Linked DNA regions of Homo sapiens: regions 2, 3, 4 and 5 are each linked to region 1. The links are chromatin contacts, found by Hi-C or POLR2A ChIA-PET in ENCODE. All regions are on one chromosome and are shown on one strand. The core of a region is the stretch at or near the end of the contact, and the rest is flanking DNA. Distances in the headings are between cores, read along the strand shown. Region 1 holds the start of COX18 (cytochrome c oxidase assembly factor COX18). Region 2 has its middle 15 kb from the start of ART3. Region 3 holds the start of CDKL2 (cyclin dependent kinase like 2). Region 4 has its middle 12 kb from the start of RUFY3. Region 5 overlaps MOB1B (MOB kinase activator 1B).

Region 1 (2,852 bases), core at 248-2,747:
GGGCTCAAGCAATTCTCCCGCCTTAGCCTCCTGGTAGCTGAGACCACAGATGCAAGCCACCACATCTGGATGATTTTTGTATTTGTTGTAGAGATGAGGTCTTGCCATGTTGCCAAGGCTGATCTCTAACTTCTGCCCTTAAGGTATCCTCCCATCTTGGCCTCCCAAAGTGCTGGGATTACAGGCGTGATCCACTGTGTCTAGCAAAAATAACTTTAAAATTCTGTTCAGATTATGAACAGCTGAACAGTAGTCAGTAGCAACTGATGGCTTTTTTGTTAGCTTAATAAATGGATAAAGAAATAGATTGGTAGGTTTTTCTTTTAGAAAAAGTTTATATATAGTGTGTGTTGTGCTGTGTGTTTAAACACATTTAAAAATTCATGTATAGATTTATCAGTCAGTTTGGAAAGCAGATGAATTCCAGAATCCTGAGAAAGTTATCGTAGGGTACCCTTGGTTAGGTGCACAGTGAAGGGCAAACAATAGCTGGCGTTTGACATTACCCAACATTGTTGGAGGCTTCTTTTCCTAAGTAAGTAAATAAATAAATAAATAAAAATCAAGGTTTACTCCTCACAACATATTTTAGTCTGTAGTCTAGGGGTGACCCTTCGGTGAGGAAACTCCTCCACAACATTCCATTTTGTTGTTTCCAGGAACACAAAAGTTAAAACTATATAGTCCATGTAGATTCAACGTATTCCTTTAAACCAGAAGACAGCCAGTGCTGCTGTTCAGGCTCTTTAAAGCTTATATAGGATACAAGTAAACTCAAGGAATTCACCGTACTGCCAGTGATAGTTTCCCTTAAATAAAGAGATGATACTTTTACTATAAGATTTTTGCTGCTATTTATCATGGAAGACAAAACACCGAAGAAATTCAGTTTGCAGTTGGTGGTCCAAATACTAACTGGAACAGATGGGCCAATTAAATCTACAAGAGACTGAACTATCCCTCGTGCTTAACACTCAGAGTCAGCAAGAAACATGCGTCTCTCTACAAGCAGGTACTTTAGCAACGTGTGACTCTTGAGTATGATAATCTATCGTAATCGCTAACGGAAGCAATCAGGTGCACGTAAAGAGGTTGGGGATCAGCTTCTGGTCACAAAAAACCGAGCAAGGATAATTCCACTACAAATGACTATTAGCTTTAGTGAAAAAGAATGGTAAGTTACACGGTGTAGATGAACTTTACAAGGCGAGAGCTCCCTAAAGAACACCCAGCCTGGCGGAGGGCAGCAGGCTCCACCCATGTCTCTGCAGTTTTGGTCCGGCCTCGGACTAACTACACCCTAGCAGCGGGAAACTTTCGCGTGTGCGCAGTAGGCCTGTCCAGTGCCGCGTGGGAAAGGCGGGACTTTCCTATCTCTTGCGTCACATCCACTGCGACGCAAGACGTCACCGGCTTGACTGGGAAGGTCAATCGCGGCTGCAGGCAGGCGCGCATGCGCTTTATGCCCGCTGTTGCTGGCGCGTGCGCGTATCAGCCTTGGCTGGCCGGTGTATGTCCGCTGGATTGTGAGGCCCGGGATCTGGGCTCCGCCGTGGTGCAGAAATGCTGTGCCGGCTCGGCGGTCGGTGGCTGCGGCCGCTCCCTGCCCTGCAGCTTTGGGCTAGGGACCTGCCGCTTGCGCCGGTTCCTACGAGCGGCGCCAAGCGCCCCACTCTCCCAGTGTGGGCAGTGGCACCAGTCTCTGCAGTACATGCGAACGGCTGGTACGAGGCCCTGGCCGCGTCTTCGCCGGTGCGGGTTGCGGAGGAAGTACTGCTCGGCGTGCACGCCGCCACGGGCCTGCCCTGGTGGGGCAGCATTCTGCTCTCCACCGTGGCCTTACGGGGTGCTGTCACGCTGCCTTTGGCAGCCTACCAGCACTACATCCTGGCCAAGGTGAGGGGCGCCGAGCCGTGCGCGTACCCTGCGCTGCAACCCCTGCGGCGGAGGAAGGCCGACATTCACTCAGGGTTTTCGATCGCACGATGTTGCCTTCTGCAGTGCTTAGTGTTTAATCATCGTGACCATTTCATTGTGACCATTTTAGCGTTAAAAAAAATTGAACTAGCATTAGGTGTGTTAAATAAGATACTTTGTGACACGTGTACCTGTCATTTCTTTTGTCTTACTGGATTTGTGCTCCAAGCACAAGTGGTTACTATACTTGCTCTCGGGGAACGGAGACAAAGAAATCAGTCGCAGAAGAAATTGTGTTGGCGAAACCTACAAAATTTATGTCTTAAAAGTTTTAATAGCCAGTATGTCTGCAGTGTCTTTCGTCCCAAAGTATTCCAGCTGGTCTTTCTTATTAGGAAGAAACTACTAGACTAACAGTTTGCGAACTTGTTTCCTCTCCAGACCCGACTAAGACTGTGTCTGGTTGGTCGCAGTTACTTGACCTTTTAATGCTGAATCCTTTTTTCTGAGGAATCAGGCTAGCAGTACCTTCCTTGCCTACTTCACAGCGTTATCAGAGCAAGTCAGATAATACGGGTTAAAGTGCTTGATTATTCAAATGGGATATTTCAAAAATAGTGGCTTTCTTGTTTTCAGGTTGTGAGCATGGGGAAAAAAAACCGGAAACAAAACAGGAACGGAATCAGCAGCAACATTAAGGCAGTGAGCCATTTTACAGGAAGAATGAGCACAGGGCAGGAATAAATGCTATTTTTACTTTTGATTTGTGGCTATCACAGTGTATTAAAGGTTCTTAACAAACTGCTGTTTTCTCCGCTTACGTTACTAGGAAATGTAGAGATGGAACAGTAAAGCCCAGGGTGCAGTTCTTATCTAATATTTGTAACCCTGTGAAGTAGGTGCTGTTATATATTTTATATGTGAGGGAACATGAT
Region 2 (2,852 bases), core at 261-2,760, 3.0 Mb before region 1:
TCAAAATGATTTGGTATCAATTATATAGCATAGGGATGTGTAGAGAAATAGTGTATTTTGAGAAAAGGAGTTTAAACTGACCCCCAGATTTCTGGCTAAGGAGTCTGAATGGTTAGGAGCAACATCAAGATAAAAAATATGAGCAGGTTTTAGGGAAAAGAGTTTTATCTCAATGTAATGAGTTTGAGGTTCCAGCCAGATACTGTAGAGAAGCTATCCAATAGGCAACTGACTAGTTCAGAGAAAGATCTGAGATAGTCATTTAAATTTGAGAGTCATTAGCTGCAATAGTTTGTTACTGTTGCTGTGCAAACTATCATGACTTAGTGGCTTAAAATAATACACATTTCTTATCTTAAAGTTCCTAGATCAGAAGCCTAACATAGATCTCTGTAGGCTAAAATCAAAGTGTTGGCAGGGCTAAGTTACTTTCTGAGAGTCTAAAAGAGAATCAATTTCTTTGCTCATTCGGGTTGTTAGCAGAATGCAGTTTCTTGAAGACTTAAGATTGAGACCTGTGTTTCCTTGTTGACTGTCAGCTGAGGGCTATTCACAGACTCCAGAGGCCACCCACATTCCTTGGTTTGTGGTCCACTTTCTCCATCTTCAAAGCCAATAACAGCAAGTGGAATCTCTCATAATCAAATACCTCCTGCCTCTTCCACTGCATCTCTCTAACTGACTGCTCTGTCTTCCTCTTCCTCTTTTAAGTGCCCATGTTATTACAGTGGGTCCACCCAATGTATATATGTATTTTGAGGTCCATAATATAAGTCCAGTGTTCCTTTTGCCATGTAATATAACATATTCACAGATTCCAGGAATTAGGGCATGGAAATCTTTGGGGAATAATTATTCTGCCTACCATGTTAGCCAATAGGTGTGTAGGCTTGCAGATAGAGAGCATAATACCCTAGAGAACACTAGCATTTAGGTGCAGAGAGAGACAAGATTTCAAGAAGGAGATTGAGAAGGAGAATAAGAAGCCTCAAGAAAAGAGATTTTCATGAGAGAGAAAACAGTTGATTGTCACAGCCAAAATAAATCAAACTGATATGAAATAAGGGTTCTTTGGGCTTGGTTATATATTACCAATGTACTTATGATATCAGTAACTTAATCAGTAACTTATGATTCCACAATATTCTACAACAGTATTATGTTCCAAAATAGAAAAACATCTGACATCAGTAGGTTAAGAAGAAAATAGGACAAAGGCTTGAATTTGGGGTATCTTACATGTTAATTAGACTTTATAAACCAGGAACTACGGAAATGAGTTTTTTAAGACCTGACTCCATGCAAGGCAACAGGATGAGATGGAAGATAAATTAGACAAGGTTCCTTGCCCTGGAGGGACCTCTCAGACTGAACAATCACCCTTACCATTTGACATCTATAGGAAAGTAGGTTCTGATTTCCTAACCAGTGACTCACAAACAGATTTCTTCCATATAAACCCACAACATCCTCTTTGCTAATTCTATGTGTTAGTGTTACATATCTAACTTATATTTGGCCAGTGGTTTATTCTGTATTCTTCATCTCTGTGAGACATGTACAAACTTGATAGTTCTCCAACTTGTGTTTATAAAGTTTGCCTGCTTTTTCTCTTAAGTAAATCCTCCTGTGCTTAATGCTACTAAACTTTACTAATTCATTTCTCTAAATTGTCAGAGTCACTTGTTACTTTAATTTAGTTGTCCATACAAATTGGGATTGCCTGAATATGTAATGAGAGTACTGAAAGGACATTTCTTTTTCCTTTAAGCTACCTACAAGGAGGAAAATTAGTTGAGAACATATTTAAGAAAAAAGCCACTTAATTACAGTTTTTTTTAGTTAAAGAAGAAAGGTTCAATTCACAGCCTTTTAAATGCAAGACCAAGAAATAAACTTTTAAAAATAAATTTAACAGATTTTTTAAAAAATTCAATTCCATATTATAGTCAATTAAAAAGTAAGGATAGAGAAAAGGACTGGAGATGCAAATAAAGCTCAGGAAAAAAAAAAGAAAAAAAAACAAGAGAAAATAACGAGAAGACAGCAAGAAAACAAAATTGATCTTTGGACCTTGCAAAGCAAATATCTGCTATTAGATTCTTCCCCTGCCCCACCAATCCAAAGGCAACCAAAAAGTCTGTTAAATTAAGTTTAGCCTAAAGCTGTCTCTTTACATATTTTAAGTTCAGTCTAAAGGTTTCTCCATACATTGTGAACTATAACCTAAAGGTTTCTCCATACATTGTGAACTATAACCTAAAGGTTTCTTCATACACAGTGAACTGTAACCTAACTGGATGTGTAAACAGACTGTAATCTACTCTTGTGCCAATCACCAAGTTTCAGCCAATCAAGGACAGCCAGCTGTTCAACCTATGCTCAGATAAGGCAAACTTCAAGCTGTAATCAATCCAGCTGTTTCCGTACCTCACTTCCATTTTCTCTACGTCACTTTCCTTTTTCTATCCATAATCTTCTTTCACCACACAGAGCTCTGGAACCTCTCTATTCTGGTTGAGGGGCTACCCAATTCACAAATCATTCTTTGCTCAATTAAGCTCTGCTAAATTTAATTTGTCTAAGGTTTTTCTTTTAACAAGCCACAATTCCTGCTGTTTACAAATTTTAATTCAATGCACAGAAAAAAAAATACCCTATGGAATGAAAAACAAGCTGCTTCTGCAGCAAAGACTACAGGTTTGTTGTGTTTGTGTGTATGTGTATAAATAGATAGGAAATTCCTGTTACTTTTCTCACCTCTTAAATATTGGTTTTCTTTTTTCTTTTTGGCCTAAGAAACAGAAAGACAGAAATGAATATATCTAAACATATGAATCAGCAGTGATTGA
Region 3 (2,852 bases), core at 197-2,696, 2.6 Mb before region 1:
TGTGAGATATAAATAGATTATTGAAGCTTCTAGGCCTCTTGCATGAAGGGGCCTTAAAATGTTATACGGTTGAATATGATTATAAAGTTGCAAAAGTAAAATAGTTTTGCGCTCTTGTTCTTAAGCTTCAGGCCCAACAAAACTGAATCTACCCCCATATAAAAGAAGTTCATCAGATTCTCTTATAGCCTATAGAGGTACCAAATGGGACAGGGCTTCTCGCAACTTGGACACAGCTAAGGACAGAGCTAATTGCTACACTAAGAGTCACATCTTGAATTGACCAAATAATTCTATTCTTTCCATAACTAGGCCTCAGGTCTGGTTCTCAATATTACAGGTTCAGGAACTAGATTTTAAGCAGTCTGACCAAGGTAATTAACCACTGGGAGATTAATGCAAACTAACCAAACTCACAAAAGACTATAAAAAGAATGTCTATTTCTTAATGTACAAGAAGGAATCAATACCTTAACATTAATGATTAATACCTTAATATTGACTAGGGTATATGGTAGACATTTGTCTATCCAGGACACTCTATTCCCTAAATCAAAGTAGTTTCGAGACCAAAATGATCATGAACATTTAGTTATCATGATTGAAAGTGTTATTTTACTGGCCTTATGGCCTCCTCGCTGCCTCAGATTCTTTGAAAATGGGGTAAGCTCTGTTCCTGTGTGATTTAAGCCTGTGCATGATTCTGACCTACCAGTCTTGCTCAGTCGTGGATTGAGCTGCATTTTTGCATTTAAGGCAAGTTTTATCGCAAGCCCTAACTCCACCCCATTTGGCTGCCATACGCGGGTGTTGTGCGTGTCCTCCAGATCCCCAGCCATCCCAGCGCTTTCCCATTCCACTCATGCCCTCTCTTCCCCTTCCTCCATCTCAGTGTTTTCCCTCACTTTCAATGGCCAGACTGGCCTTCCCAAGGTCCCTCCTAACGTCAGGTCTGTCATCACCTACCTTCTTCCACCTTGCCTCGCCTACTAATCATCACCTCCTAAACTGTCACCGTTATCTCCTACCTGGCTCACACTGGCCCCACCGCCCAGAACAGAAAGGAAGCATGGAATCCCGGTCAGGCCGCGCCTACGCGACTCAGGGCGCCCGGCGCCCGCCCCTGCCCCAGCGGCGATGCTATGAGGGAAACCGTATCGCATTTTGCATAGTCTTCGCAGTCCTACATAACCGCCACCTTTACCCTTCGCGTGGGCATCACAATCGCCTCCTCCCGCTGGGGAAGGCAGAAAGGCGCCTCCTGACGAGAACCAAGGCGTGTGGGGACGCAGGGCCTCTGCGTGTCAGGGAGCAGAACCTGGGCCGAGCCCTAGGTGAAGGGGCGGGGTGGTTGGCCCTGAGCCAATCATGGCTCGTGACGACTCGGCTCGGCCAATCAGAAGAAGGGAGGCCTGGCGCTCTCGGGGCGGGTGAGAAACCGCCCCCCCTTGCAGCTCCGCGGCCAACGCCTTCGCCCAGGGGTAGTTGGAGCGGTGCAGGTTCCCAGGCTCCAGGTACTGGGCGCCTTACGAGCTGGGAGGTGGTGCCTCTCACCCAGCTAATTGCTCTCTAGCCCTTGGCCTTCACAGGTGTTGGTGCCTGCCGTGAACGCATTCTGACCTGGGCCGTATCTGTCTCCCAAGACTTTGTGCCTATGGTTGGGGACAGAGTGAGGTCGTTGCCTTGACGACGACAGCATGCGGCCCGTGGTCCTCCTAAGTGTGAGCTTGCGGCGGACCGAGGCCCACCTGCCTCCCTGCCTGCTTCGCCCTGGACTCGTGACTGCGTCCGCAGAAGAAATCACAACAGCGCTGGAATTGCTAGTTTGCTAGGCAGCATCTTTTGGACCTGCGAACCATATGCATTTCACCTCAAATTTGTTTCCAAGTTGAAAACCTTTGGGTCTTTCTATGCGAACGGATTGAAGAAACGGTAAGTATAGTACGTTTTAAAGCTTCTATTATCTCGTTCTTTGATCTATAAAAGATTTCAATCTTTTTTTTTTTTTTTTTTTTTTTTTTTTTTTTTTTTTTTTGAGACGGAGTTTCACTCTTGTTGCCCAGGCTGGAGTGCAATGGCATGGTCTCGGCTCACCGCAACCTCTGCCTCCTGGGTTCAAGCGATTATCCTGCCTCAGCCTCCCAAGTAGCTGGGATTACAGGCATCACCACCACGCCCGGCTAAGTTTGTATTTTTAGTAGAGACAGGGTTTCTCCATGTTGGTTAGGCTGGTCTCGAACTCGCAACCTCAGGTGATCCGCCCGCCTCGGCCTCCCAAAGTGTTGGGATTACAGGCGTGAGCCACCGCTCCCGGCCCTTTAATCTGTCTTAAACAAAATAAAAAATTAGCATTCTCCAAATATTTTTATCAAAATTGTTGCTTTTAGAACCATCCAGAAATAACACCTTGCCCATTGGCCAGGTTTCTTTTTCGTTTGTATTACCTTTCCGTTCAAGAGTAGAAGGCATGAGAAGTTATAGTTTATGAGTAACTGTTTCAGGAAACAGGAGGCTTTGTAGGCTGTGATACTTTTAAAGTATTTGTGGACAGTGTCACTTGAAAAAGCAGGTGTGTTCAATGTGGTGTGTCCAGATATGCAATTGGTTGGGAGAATAAACTTGAAGCAGTCAACTTGCATTAATGTTAGCTTGGGATATGCTTCAGAACACCTCAGACATGCTTAAAGTCATTTTTTTTGGTTCACTTTGTGCTTTCAAATATTGAGGACATCAATTACAAAATGTTTTAAAATAATCCAGGTTATAGATTCAAGCTATTTTTGTCATTGGTATGATAAACCTAAAGCCTAGTGCTTAATAAAACATACTCTCTTAATGGAAGAGAAAAAAAT
Region 4 (2,852 bases), core at 249-2,748, 2.4 Mb after region 1:
TGAGCCCAGGAGTCCAAGACCAGCCTGGGCAACACAGTGAGACCTCATCTCTTTTTTAAAAAAATTGTTTATTTTCACTTTGGCTCTTCTTTGACATACTTCTTTTTTTTTTTTTTTTTTTTTTTTTTTCCAGACGGAGTCTTGCTCTGTGGCCCAGGCTGGAGTGTAGTGGCGGATCTTGGCTCACTGTAACCTCTGCCTCCTGGGTTCAAGCGGTTCTCCTGCCTCAGCTTCCCCAGTAGCTGGGATTACAGGCGTGCACTACCATACCTGGCTAATTTTTTTGTATTTTTAGTAGAGACGGGGTTTCACCATGTTGGCCAGGCTGGTCTTGAACTCCTGACCTCAAGTGATCCGCCTGCCTTGGCCTCCCAAAGTGCTGGGATTACAGGCATGAGCCACCATGCCTGGCCCATTGACATATCTCTTTATATAAATTAAAAATTTTAATAAATAAAACAAAAAACATGTGTTCAATTCCTGACCAGGTATACTGTTTTCTTTTTCTTTTTTTTTGTTTTTTGAGATGGAGTTTCACTCTTGTTGCCCAGGCTGGAGTACAATGGCGCAATCTCGGCTCACCACAACCTCTACCTCCCGGGTTCAAGTGATTCTCCTGCCTCAAACTCCTGAGTAGCTGGGATCACAGGTGTGCGTCACCATGCCCAGCTAATTTTGTATTTTTAGTAGAGACAGGGTTTCTCCATGTTGGTCAGGTTGGTCTCGAACTCCCGACCTCAGGTGATCCGCCTGCCTTGGCCTCCCAAAGTGATGGGATTACAGGCGTGAGCCACCGCACCCGACCTTTACTGTTTTCTAGAGTACTACTAAACAATTAAAAAAGAAGAGAGACAATAACAGAAATGTCCACAGAGGAAAAACTAAAATATATATATTTTACACAAACACATATACAATCTACACATACATACATGCATGCATGCAATATATATGATATATACATATCTGTATACTTGTGTGTGTATATATGTTAATGAAACTGCAAGCATAAATTTTCTCCCCTTAAACACTAATTCCTGGGTTTACATGTATATTTCGAACCTCCTTCCCCATACAATGGATTTTTCAAGTGCATCTGTCAGAGACAAAGGCTTCTAGGTACCTCATTCTCTGCACTATCCGGGGCTTAATCATGGCACTCGCTGTTAAGTATACTCAACTTTGTAGTGGGTAGTCATAGTAACGCTGCCAGTCCTTTTCAAGATTCTTTTTCTTCTATTCCTCTTCTAGCCTTCCTCCTATCTCAAAACAGCACTTAAAAATACAGAAAGCTGCTACTTGGTGAGTGGGACACTTTTTTGGACACTGCCTTAACTGGGAGAGAAAAGACAAGGGCAAGGATGTGGGCTATTTGCATAGCATTGCCTTGAACAATGTTTGCCGTAGTTGTGGGAGTTGGAAGGAGAAAAGAATAACTAAATAGAAGCTGTTAACTGTGCAAACAGCAGGGTGACTCTTCCAACCAACACTAAAGGGAAGCCATCTTTTGTCTATCCTGTCCATTCACAAGACGATCTCTAACGGCAGGATGGAAAAGGAAAGCATTAAAAGTATTACACCATGGCCTGCAAGCAGATCCTCCTTACAAATTGTAGTTGCTGAGAAACTGGCATGGAAGGTCATACATACACCAAGAGGATAAAGCCACCACGAAATATAAAAACATACATGTCTGTAAATGCATGAAAAAGTTCAGGATGAAAACTCCCCAAACTCAAAAGTGGGCATCCTCCAATAAGGAACCGGGGAGAGGGTGCTGGAGGTCCACAAAGAGGAAAGTTCACTTTGTAACTGTACTTATGTATTATGAAACATTTAAACAATGAGCATAGATTCATGTATTACTTGTACATTTATAAAATCAAATTTTAAAAGGCATGGCAGAGAGTTTTATGAGATTTAAAGTTAGAAGTATAAAAACCTAGCAGATTACCAGCACTCAAAGACTCAGAAAGAGACATAATCCTCAACAAGGCACATCAGAAGTCTCCTTTCACACTGCATTGAAGCAGATTGATTTCATGGATATTATATCCTGCAAGATTTTGGAACAAAACAATTCATGTGACAAACCCTGAAAAGTTTAGGCTACCTTCTATTTACAAACTTTTTTTTGAAACAGCATCTCGCTCTATTACCATGACTGGAATACAGTGGTGTGATCACGACTCACTGCATCCTCAACTTCCCAGACTCATGCCATCCTCCCACCTCAGACTCCTGAGTAGTTGGCACCAGAGGCATGTGCCACCATACCCAGCTAACTTATTTTTAATTTAAAAAATTTTTTTTTTGTAGAGACAGAGTCTGCTTATGTACAGGCTGGTCTCCAATTCCTGGGCTCAAGTGATACTCCTGCCTAGGCCTCCCAAAGTGCTGGGATTGCAGGCTTGAGCCACCGTTCCAGTCTCACACATTTTTGCTATTCTTCAGCACTGTTATTTAAAAACAGAGCTTCTGAACTCAAATGTAAAATTTAATTTTTAAAACCTCTAAGTACACTCAAGATTTCTAAAATAAAAAGATAATACCACCTTAATACACAGTCTTTCAAAGCTATAATATTTTATATACTTTTAGCAAATACATTACTGAGAGTTAAAAATTGGGTTGCTAAAGAGGCAGATGCCAGTCATCGTAATATTCACTAGGCATTGAGGTTGAGTCCATGTACCATTCTCGTAATTAAGAAGTCTTTTAAAAACTGTTTGGGGCCAGGTGTGGTGGCTTACACCTGTAATCCCATCACTTGTGAGGCCGAGGAGGGTGGATCACTTGAGTCTAGTTCGAGAGCAGCCTGGCCAACATGGTCTCTACTAAAATACAAAAAA
Region 5 (2,852 bases), core at 207-2,706, 2.1 Mb after region 1:
TCTTGTTTATTTGGCATTAATTTTAAAAGTCCAAGAAGCTTTCATGACTCTTTTTCTTAATGATGCAATGATAGTGGGAATGCAGGGAAATGAGCACTCTCATTCCCTGGTAGAGGGAACACAATTTACAGGGCACATTGGAAAATAGGAAACTTGTGCCTGGTATATGACAATCCTGTAAAGAAGGTCTCTACAAAACTATGTGATAAAGATACAATAAATAAGGCTGAGTGCAGGGGCTCACGCCAGTAATATCGGCATTTTGGGAGGCCAAGGTGGGAGGATCACTTGAACCTAGGAGTTCAAGACAAGCCTAGGTAACATAGCAAGACCCCGTGTCTATTAAAAAAAAGTTTTTTTATTATAAAAATCCAATAAATAGGTATTCTAAACTCTTCTGTGCACAGTAGCCACCTTTTAATATTTTCCCTAAAATCTTTACAATGGAAAAACATACAACAGACTGAGGAGAATCACTCATACTCTCACCACCCGTGATGAAATTCTTGAAAATGTCAGGCCACGTGTGGTGGCTCATACCTGTAATTCCAGCACTTTGGGAGGCTGAGGCGGTGGATCACGAGGTCAAGAGTTCGAGACCAGCCTGAACAACATGGTGAAACTCCATCTCTACTAAAAATACAAAAAATTAGCCGGGCATGGTGGCACGCGCCTGTAATCCCAGCTACTCAAGAGGCTGAAGCAGGAGAATCGCTTGAACCCGGGAGGCAGAGGGTGCAGTGGGCCGAGATCACACTACTGCATTCCAGCCTAGGTGACACAGCAAGACTCCATCTCAAAAAAAAAAAAAACAAAATTCTTGAAAATGTCATTGATTAGTCAGGAAAAAAAATTGTTACTAAGAGGCACTATGCTAGGTGGTAGAGATTTAAAACAAACATTTTTTGAAAATGCCCCATCTTCAAAGAGATCATACACATGACAGTGGGTGGAGTACAATGTCTTTTTGGAAAGGACTATGATAAGGACTATAAAGGGCACTGAAATGGTATCTAACAAACTGGGAAGGGGGCACAGGCCAGGGAAAAAGTTGGCTCCTGAGCTAAAGAAATGGGGGTGGGGAGGAGAAGAATAACAGCCAGAATAACAGGAACGGCATTTACAAAGGCAGAAAGATGGAGCAAAGCAGGTTGAGAGAAATGCAAATAAAATCACTGAACACTGTGGGGGAGGGATGTTAGAGCAGGAAGGCACGGATGAGGCTGGAGTGGTAAGCAAACATCTCAGGGAGGCCTTCTATGCCTTGGAGTTTTGCAGACCACTTCCAGCCCATTCCAATATCTACCTGAAATGCCCAAGTGAACTACAGGAAGCGAGTGCACCGAAGGATTCCTACCACTTCCCCTCCATGTTAAAAACCAAGATGCTAAAGTGGAACAGCAGTGGCAGCAATGCCAAGAACAAGCAGGGGAGGCCCCCGCATCCACACAATAAAAACAGCATCTGACTAAAAACCGGAAGCTCAATTCGGCAAAATTCTTGCTGTTTTGAATAGGTGAATGCACTACACATATTTATAACTGTGGTATTGACGGCAATTTTTTTTTTTTTGAGACAGATTCTCACTCTGTTGCCCAGGCTGGGGTACAGTGGCATGATCTCAGCTCACTGCAACCTCCGCCTCCCAGGTTCAAGCGATTCTCCTGCCTCAGCCTCCCAAGTAGCTGGGATTACAGGCGAGTGCCACCATGCCTGGCTAATTATTGTATTTTTAGTAGAGACGGGGGTTTCATCATGTTGGCCAGGCTGGTCTCGAACTCCTGATCTCAGATGATCTGCCCACCTTAGCCTCCCAAAGTGCTGGGATTACAGGCATGAGCCACTGCGCCTGGCTGACAGCAATTTTTTTCTTTATATTCCTAATTTTTGATGAACACAGACTGCAATTATTTCACACATACACCCAAGAAAGTTTGTATACTCAATGCAATATCTTGCAGTGCAAGGGTCTTTAACCATCATTAGCCAGTGGACTTGGAACTGAGAGTTTAAAACAACCATTAAGGAGCACATCTATGTAACACGCTGGTCTCCAGTGCTAAGATTCTTGAGGACAGAGACCGCATCTTATTTCTTTTTTTTTTTTTCTTTTTTGAGACGGAGTCTTGCTCTGTTGCCCAGGCCGGAGTGCAGTGTCACAATCTCGGCTCACTGTAAGCTCCACCTCCTGAGTTTGCGCCATTCTCCTGCCTCAGCCTCCCAAGTAGATGGGACTACAGGCGCCCACCACCACGCCCGGCTAATTTTTTTGTATTTTTAGTAGAGACGGGGTTTCACCGTGTTAGCCAGGATGGTCTCGATCTCCTGACCTCATGATCCACCTCCCAAAATGCTGGGATTACAGGCGTGAGCCACTGCGCCCGGCACATCTTGTTTATTTCTAAACCCCTTCCTTTCTCCTCCCACCACCAGCAAGCACCTAACACTTCGCTTTTACACACAGGAGGTGTTCAATAAATGTTCATTTTATTATGCAATAATGCCATACATTTGTAAGACAGCTAAACAAAAAACTGGAATGCACAAACAGTTTATACACTGGGCTTGGGAATTTCATGAGTGGAGATAATGACAGTGTTTATACAGGACTCTGGTTTATGAAAAGCTTTCATATACATTCTGTCATTCAAGTCTCACATTAACCCAATGGAAGAAGCATTCGTTACCCTCCAGTAGGCAGAGGAAATAGAAACTAAGAAATTAAGTCATCTGCCCAAGGTCACATAGCTAGTGACAGACCAAAGACTCTGAATCTCGGATTTCCTCACTCATAGGCCACTGTTCTCTCCCATGACAATCTTCAGTTAATTAAAAAAAAAAAAAAAATGGCT

Evidence for each region. Hi-C counts contacts between places; a loop is a spot of excess contacts on that map. ChIA-PET counts read pairs that join two places held with the same protein, here RNA polymerase II (POLR2A). Pooled maps may share reads with other maps.
Region 2: a pooled map shows a loop between it and region 1 (6-fold over the local background). The contact joins the enhancer-like site here to the promoter of COX18 in region 1. A Hi-C loop is called at or near these places in 2 of 50 pooled maps.
Region 3: a loop to region 1 is called in a pooled map, with 6 times the contacts of the local background. The contact joins the promoter of CDKL2 here to the promoter of COX18 in region 1. A Hi-C loop is called at or near these places in 4 of 50 pooled maps.
Region 4: a pooled map shows a loop between it and region 1 (5-fold over the local background). The contact joins the enhancer-like site here to the promoter of COX18 in region 1. A Hi-C loop is called at or near these places in 13 of 50 pooled maps.
Region 5: a loop to region 1 is called in a pooled map, with 2.9 times the contacts of the local background. The contact joins the enhancer-like site here to the promoter of COX18 in region 1. A Hi-C loop is called at or near these places in 1 of 168 maps with a recorded cell type or tissue (B cell) and 2 of 50 pooled maps. POLR2A ChIA-PET finds 5 or more read pairs at or near these places in 1 of 52 experiments (T-cell).

What each region holds. Positions count from the first base shown.
Region 1 is chr4:73,068,361-73,071,212 of GRCh38, reverse strand. COX18 (cytochrome c oxidase assembly factor COX18) reads left to right here and starts at 1,497. Exons shown (of 6, transcript NM_001297732.2): 1 at 1,497-1,896. The coding sequence starts at 1,564. LOC112268467 (a long non-coding RNA gene) reads right to left here and starts at 1,267. Exons shown (of 2, transcript XR_002959797.2): 1 at 1,184-1,267. RefSeq lists enhancers at 1,146-1,662, 1,209-1,728, 1,663-2,178.
Region 2 is chr4:76,058,534-76,061,385 of GRCh38, reverse strand. It overlaps a transcript of ART3 not described here. Among named protein-coding and RNA genes, the nearest start is that of ART3, 15 kb to the left of the region's middle. Within about 2 kb of position 1,510, at least 4 of the 41 ENCODE cell types and tissues checked have a DNase peak (open chromatin) inside an H3K27ac peak, as active enhancers do.
Region 3 is chr4:75,629,122-75,631,973 of GRCh38, reverse strand. It overlaps CDKL2 (cyclin dependent kinase like 2), which reads left to right and starts at 1,446. Exons shown (of 14, transcript NM_001330724.2): 1 at 1,446-1,932.
Region 4 is chr4:70,708,342-70,711,193 of GRCh38, reverse strand. It overlaps a transcript of RUFY3 not described here. Among named protein-coding and RNA genes, the nearest start is that of RUFY3, 12 kb to the left of the region's middle. Within about 2 kb of position 1,498, at least 2 of the 41 ENCODE cell types and tissues checked have a DNase peak (open chromatin) inside an H3K27ac peak, as active enhancers do.
Region 5 is chr4:70,926,260-70,929,111 of GRCh38, reverse strand. All of the region lies in intron 1 of MOB1B (MOB kinase activator 1B), which reads right to left. Among named protein-coding and RNA genes, the nearest start is that of MOB1B, 25 kb to the right of the region's middle. Within about 2 kb of position 1,456, at least 3 of the 41 ENCODE cell types and tissues checked have a DNase peak (open chromatin) inside an H3K27ac peak, as active enhancers do; they include B cell, where a contact is called at or near this core.